Linked DNA regions of Homo sapiens: region 2 is linked to region 1. The links are chromatin contacts, found by Hi-C or POLR2A ChIA-PET in ENCODE. All regions are on one chromosome and are shown on one strand. The core of a region is the stretch at or near the end of the contact, and the rest is flanking DNA. Distances in the headings are between cores, read along the strand shown. Region 1 overlaps USP9X (ubiquitin specific peptidase 9 X-linked). Region 2 holds the start of LINC02601 (long intergenic non-protein coding RNA 2601).

Region 1 (3,291 bases), core at 240-2,739:
CCTAAGCTTTGGGAAGCCAAGATGGGAGGATCACTGGAGCCCAGGTCAAAACCAGCCTGCGTAACACAGCAAGACCCCCATCACTACAAAAAAATTTTCAAAATAAGCCAGGTGTGGGCCGGGCGCAGTGGCTCATGCCTGTAATCCCAGCACTCAGGGAGGCGGAGGTGGGCGGATCACTTGAGGTCAGGAGTTCAAGACTAGCCTGACCAACATGGTGAAACCCCATCTCTACAAAAAATACAAAAATTAGCTGGGCGTGGTGGCGTCCATCTGTAATCCCAGCTACTCGGGAGGCTGAGGCAGGAGAATCACTTGAACCCAGAAGGCACAGGCTGCAGTAAGCAGAGACTGCGCCACTGCATTGCAGCCTGGGCGACAGTGTGAGACTCTGTATCTCAAAAAAAAAAAAAAAAAAAAAAAAAAAAAGTCAGGTGTGGTGGTGTGTACCTGTAGTCCTAGCTACTCTTAGGCAGGAGCCTCACTTGAGGCCAGGAGTTTGAGGTTACAGTGAGCTAGGATCATGCTGCTGCACTCTAGCCTGGGACACAGAGTAAGGCCCTCTCTCTTTAAAAAAAAAAAAAAAAAAAAAGAAATGAGAAATAGCATTTAAGCTATGTGTCCCAGGTGAATTAACAATCTCTCTGTGCTTCAGTTTCTCCGTCTTTAAAATACAGATAAAATTAATAATTTCCTTATAGGTATGTTGTGTGGTTTATCAGTGCTAAGAGCTTACAACAGACTTTTACAAAAGATGGTATTACATATAGAGAGGACTGCAGAAGTTTTAAGTTTAACAGCAAATCATAACATGGGCACTTGGCTTCAGGCAAAGATTCAGAATGAAAAGAAGTGTAACATTTGGGTGATCATTTAGCATTTGTGCACTCTTGGATGTATTTTAAATGGAGGGGAAAGAGAGAATCATTAGCTTTTTTCCTAGTCATTAACTATACCTTATAGAGATGATGTGTGGTTTAAGTTGAGTTTATCAGTGCTAAGAGCTTACAACAGACTTTTACAAAAGATTGTATTACCACGTTTTAGACACAAACTCTTAAATAAGAAAGGAAGCAGGAGCTCTAAGAAAAGGAAGTGACAGAGAGTGGTTTAATGTTTAATGAATACTAAGTGCCAGTCCCTAGGCTAGGGGTTTTCCATACATTGTTTCATTTAATCCCTGCAATTACACAAAAAAGTTATCATTATCCCAGTTCTAAGGATAAGGAAGCTCTAATAAACTATGAAACTTATGTTTAACGCCATAGAGTAGCAATTAGAAGCAGGATTGGAACTCAAGTCCATTTGAGTCCAAAGCCTATGATTTTCTGCTGCAATACAACCATTACCAGCTTTTTCAAAAGCTGGCTGTTTCAAATTTAGGTATTCTAGTTTCATTATATAAAACATGAAGAAAGCACCCACTTCAAGTTTCTTGCCTTAACTGTCTGACAAGAGCTCATGCTCGCCATCTGGTGGCATTAAGCGCCAATCACAAGATCAAGGATTCAGTGGTGGGTTTGTGTTTTTACAGTATGTTGTGAAGGTTGAATCTGCAGTAAAGCACTGCAAGGACTATTACTGAAATACTAACAAATGAAACTATGTAAATTCTAAACGATGTAACAGACAAGAATGAAATATATCTTTTGAGAGAAGCCTTAGCTAAGAATCTAATGTGAAATGCTTCTGTCCCATAATAATTGCAAAGCAAGATGAGAAGCCCAACAAGGTGTTTAATTTAGAAAATGGAGGTAATAAAAGCAGAAGACAGCTTTAAAAATTATGTCAACTAAATATGGTGTACTGCACTATATTTATCAGTACTTCATCCCCAAACCCCACTAAAATGAGAATGAATGAATATAAAAATACATAAACTCAAAAGAACATAAAAACAGAAGGGGAAGCAACACATTAAACAGCTGTCAACAAATTACTGACGGTGTAGTGAAGATGGGGATAGATAGTTGGTTTAGCTGAAGTTGTGAAGTTGGTTTAGTTGTTGTGAAGGCAAGGAGAAGAGGGTGCCTATAAATTAATGCCCCACTAAATCTGAGAAAAGCCAAGGGTATGAAAACAACAAACACTTGGGAAGGCACAAATGATTCGAAGGCCTAAAGACAGAGGCTGAAGACTGATTAAGAAGCCTTTCCAACTCCCTCAGGTTTCAGATTTCTCATTGCTGTAGAGATACAAATACGGAATGGAAGATGACTAGGAAGCTGGACTGGTACAAGCGTGAACCTGTGTTAGTTAACTGCAGGATACAAAAATCAATATACAAAACTAAGTAGTGTTTCCATTTGCCAATAGCAAACTATCTGAAAGAGAAATCAAGAAAGTTATCTCACAATAGCTACAAAAATATAAGATGCCTAGGAATAAATTTAAGCAAGGAGGAGAAAGATCACTACAAAAAAAACTGATGAAAGAACGAACACAGGACACAAATAAATGGAAAAATATTCTATGTTCATGGGTTGGAAGAACAAATATTGTTAAAATGTCCATATTACCCAAAGCAATCTACAGATTGATGCAATCTCTATTAAAATACCAATTATATTCTTCACAGAAATAGAAAAAACATCCTTTGAGGTGAATCTGCAAGGTAAAACAAAAAAATACAAAAAACACTCCTAAAATTCATATGGAACTACAAAAGACTCCAAATAGCCGAATCAATCTTGAGTAAGAAGAACAAAGCTGAAGGCATCAGCTACTTGACTTCAAAATTTACTATAGAGCAATAGTAACCAAAACAGCATGGTATTGACACAAAAATAGACACAGATCAATTGAACAGAATAGAGAACCCAGAAATAAATCCACATAATCAGAAACAACTGATTTTCAACAAAGGTGCCAAGAACACACATTGGGGGAAAAGGCAATCTCTTGAATAAAAATGGTGTTGCAAAAACAGAATATACATATGCAGAAAAATGAAACTAAACCCCTATTATTCATCATATGTAAAAATAAACTCAAGATGGGTTAAAAACTTAAATGTAAGACCAGAAACTATAAAACTACTAGAAGAAAACACAAGGGAAATGTTTCATGTCATTAGTGTGGGCAAGGACTTTTTGGCTAAGACTTCAAAAGCACAGGCAACAAACACAAAAACAGACAAACGAAATTACATTAAACTAAAAAGCTTCTACCCAACAAAGGAAATAAGACCACAAAAAGACAAATCTACAGAATTGGAGAAAATATTTGCAAACTATGCATCTGACAAGGGGTTAATATCCAGAATATATAAGGAACTCAACAGCAAAAAAT
Region 2 (3,291 bases), core at 331-2,830, 95 kb before region 1:
ACAGATGCTGGGAGGATGCTGCAGTGAGGCGGAAGGCAGAATCCCTGTGGCCTCTCTCTCCCCAGCTCCCCTGTTTACACAGGATGATCTCCCGCTTTCCATAGACACTGTTTTCCCTTTCTGTACCCCAATCCTAAATTCCTGGGCAAGGGGACGCTGGTGGCCCAGTGCTTGGGGCAGGTGCCTGCTCCCAGCCCCAGCAGCTCTGGTCATGGTGGGTGGAGGTCCGGGTATGGTTCAACGGAAGCTGCCTGCAGCGCAAACCTACAAGGAAGTGAATGTGTGTGTTGGGTGGGGCAGGGCGCTTTCAGGGGGCCCTAGTTTTGTAATAGTCGTGCCCCCATCCCCACCCCAGCAGGAATATTGTGTTAGCTCCTGGCTGAACTAGGCCCCACTTTCTGTGCTTGCTGCTGACACCCGCTTTCCTTTTGATTTAAGGCCGTTGCAGGGCTCCGCTTTGGAGCGGGCATTGGAGGAATTCTTTGACCACCAAGCAGCCTCCATACCTCCCTCCTACATAACAGAGCCACCGAGAGGCTGTTTGCATTCTGCCTGCTTTCTCTTTTTCCGTTGCAGTAGTTTATTAATTAGTGTGCAAAAAATAAAAAGGAGGTAATAACCTTATTTATGTGCTAGTCCACGTGTTCAGTGTGCTCATTTTTTCTGCAGCCTGGCATCGGGAACCGGAACGTTTGGCCCCAGGAGAGGGGGCCGGGACCCTGGGTGCCAGAATCTTACAGTGCGGAGGCGACAGGCCAACGCAGTTCCTTCCTTTTCCTCCCTCCCTCTCTTCTTCTCCCCGCCACCTTCCTCCCTCCCTCCTGCCTCCTCTCTCCCTCCTCCCTCACCCCCTCCTCCCTCCGCGGGTTCTGGGCGTCCTTGGAAGGAAAGGAGAGTGGCCTCGAGGTCGGAGAACTCGCAGCAGTCATGGCAAACATCGCTGGGAAGCGGGACAGGATCCCCGGGAGGTTGAAACTCGGGTTCCAGGCGGCCTCTGGTGGCGATCACGGAGGGTGTGCCTCCCGGTCCCGCCCCTCACCCCGCAGCCGGGGACCCTCAGCCACCTCCCGGGCGGGCCACCCCGCCGGGGTCTGCTCTGGCCGCTGTCCCCCCGCATCATTTGCCACGAGCCCCTTCACTTCAGCGGTGCACGCGGGGCCATCTCCGCTTCCACAGTGTGGTGTTTAAATCCGCAACGATCACAGCCCAGCGGGGGACTCAGCAGGGAACCTGGGCAAGATGGATGCAGGGATTCAACGACGGCCCGGTCTGGCCAGGCCAAGCTTCTGGCCCCTCCTACAGCGGTTTGTAATGGAGGCTGATCCGCCTTTTCCGTGGTTGCAGCGAGGGAGAGCCTTGTCGCACCTCGCAGCACCCCCACCCCCCTAACCCCCATCGTCCAGCAGGCGGGCCCCGGCTTTGCACAGTTACCAACCTGAGCAGCCCCGCAGCGCGGCACCCAGCCAGCAGGAGGGAGGGAGGGCCAAGGTGGCTCCCCGGGGAGGCTGGAAGTCCTTGCCACCCCGGACTTGGGGACTGGGGGCTTCTGCACTGTTGGAATCCTGCCTGGGGGCACGAGCTGCCTTGAGAGAGGTTTCTGGATGTAGAGTCAGTTGGGCTCCCTCCCTGCCTTTTTTTTTTTTTTTTTTTCACCTCCTGAGACATCCAGGAAATGTATAGATATCTGCAGCACTCCGGGATGAACTGGAGGGTATTGGGGGAGTCAAAATGGGACCCGGTGGGAAAAACATATATTTCATTTTCCGTATATTATGTAATCCTGTAAATAAAATTAAATACATTTTAAGCTGGGGTGGTGCTTTCTGTAACTGAATGAAAAGCACCTCCAAGGCTTCAACTTCAAGAGAAAAAAAGGAAAAGGAGGAAATTTTTAAAAAAAGTTAACTAGGGGCCGGGCGCGGTGGCTCACGCCTGTAACCCCAGCACTTTGGGAGGCCGAGGCGGGCGGATCACGAGGTCAGGAGATCGAGACCATCCTGGCTAACACGTGACTATCTCTACTAAAAATACAAAAAATTAGCCGAACGTGGTGGCGGGCGCCTGTAGTCCCAGCTACCCGGGAGGCTGAAGCGGAAGAATGGCGTGAACCCGGGAGGCGGAGCTTGCAGTGAGCCGAGATCACACCACTGCACTCCAGCCTGGGCGACAGAGCGAGGCTCCGTCTCAAAAAAAAAAAAAAAAAAATGTTAACTAGGTAAAAATTTAAAAACAAAAAGCAACATAAAAAGAAAATTAAATACAGACTATTAGGAAAGGTGTGAAATACCAAGCATGTGTATAACATTTTCTAATGAAATCTTTCCAACCCCCTCTTTTGCTTTTTTAACTTTTTATTATGAGAAATTTCGAACATACATAAAAGTAGATAAGTAGATAACAAATCCTCACCTTCAACAATGACCAATGTAGGCCAGGTGTGGTGGCTCACACCTGTAATCCCAGCACTTTGGGAGACTGAGGCAGGCCGATTACTTGAGCCCAGGAGTTCGAGACCAGCCTGGGCAACATAGCGAGACCGCCCCCCCATCTCTATAAAACAATTTAAAAATTAGCTGGGCATGGTGGCACGTGTCTGTAGTCTCACCTACTCAGGAGGCTGAGGTGGGAGGATCACTTGAGTCCAGGAGGTTGCAGTGAGCTGTGACCTTGCCACTTCAACAAAGCAAGACCATGTCTTAAAAAAAAAAATTACCAATGTAGGGCCAATTTTTTTCACCTATATCCTCACCTACTCCCCCCCATTATATATTTTCATTTAATTAATTTTATTTATTTATTTATTTTTATTTTATTTTTTTTTTTGAGACGGAGTTTCACTCTTGTTGCCCAGGCTGGAGTGCAATGGCATGGTCTTGGCTCACCACAACCTCCGCCTCCCGGGTTCAAGAGAGTCTCCTGCCTCAGCCTCCCGAGTAGCTGGGATTACAGGCATGCTCCACCATGCCCGGCTAATTTTGTATTTTTAGTAGAGATGGGGTTTCTCCATGTTGATCAGGCTGGTCTCAAACTCCTGACCTCAGGTGATCCGCCCACCTTGGCCTCCCAAAGTGCTGGGATTACAGGCGTGAGCCACCGCGCCTGGCATATTTTTATTTTTTAATGATACGATAAATTGAGCTTGTGCTTTAGTTAAGGCTTGGCTGTGTAACAAGCCACCCCAAAACTTAGTGGCCCAAAGCAACAATAGTTTACTATTTCTTACCATTCCAGTGATTGGATTGGGCAGTTCCTCTGCCAGTTTTGACTGGAGTTCCTCCTAAAATGTCTAAG

The links. A loop is a pair of places that touch in the nucleus more often than their neighbours do. ChIA-PET counts read pairs that join two places held with the same protein, here RNA polymerase II (POLR2A). Pooled maps may share reads with other maps.
Region 2: a loop to region 1 is called in a pooled map, with 2.9 times the contacts of the local background. The contact joins the promoter of LINC02601 here to the enhancer-like site in region 1. A Hi-C loop is called at or near these places in 3 of 50 pooled maps. POLR2A ChIA-PET finds 5 or more read pairs at or near these places in 2 of 52 experiments (GM12878 and PC-9).

The regions. Positions count from the first base shown.
Region 1 is chrX:41,178,574-41,181,864 of GRCh38, reverse strand. The region is part of intron 21 of USP9X (ubiquitin specific peptidase 9 X-linked); the gene reads right to left. Among named protein-coding and RNA genes, the nearest start is that of USP9X, 95 kb to the right of the region's middle. Within about 2 kb of position 1,489, at least 3 of the 41 ENCODE cell types and tissues checked have a DNase peak (open chromatin) inside an H3K27ac peak, as active enhancers do.
Region 2 is chrX:41,274,028-41,277,318 of GRCh38, reverse strand. It overlaps LINC02601 (long intergenic non-protein coding RNA 2601), which reads right to left and starts at 1,580. Exons shown (of 2, transcript NR_135616.1): 1 at 1,436-1,580; 2 at 541-1,230. RefSeq lists enhancers at 493-993, 994-1,494 and a silencer at 968-1,327.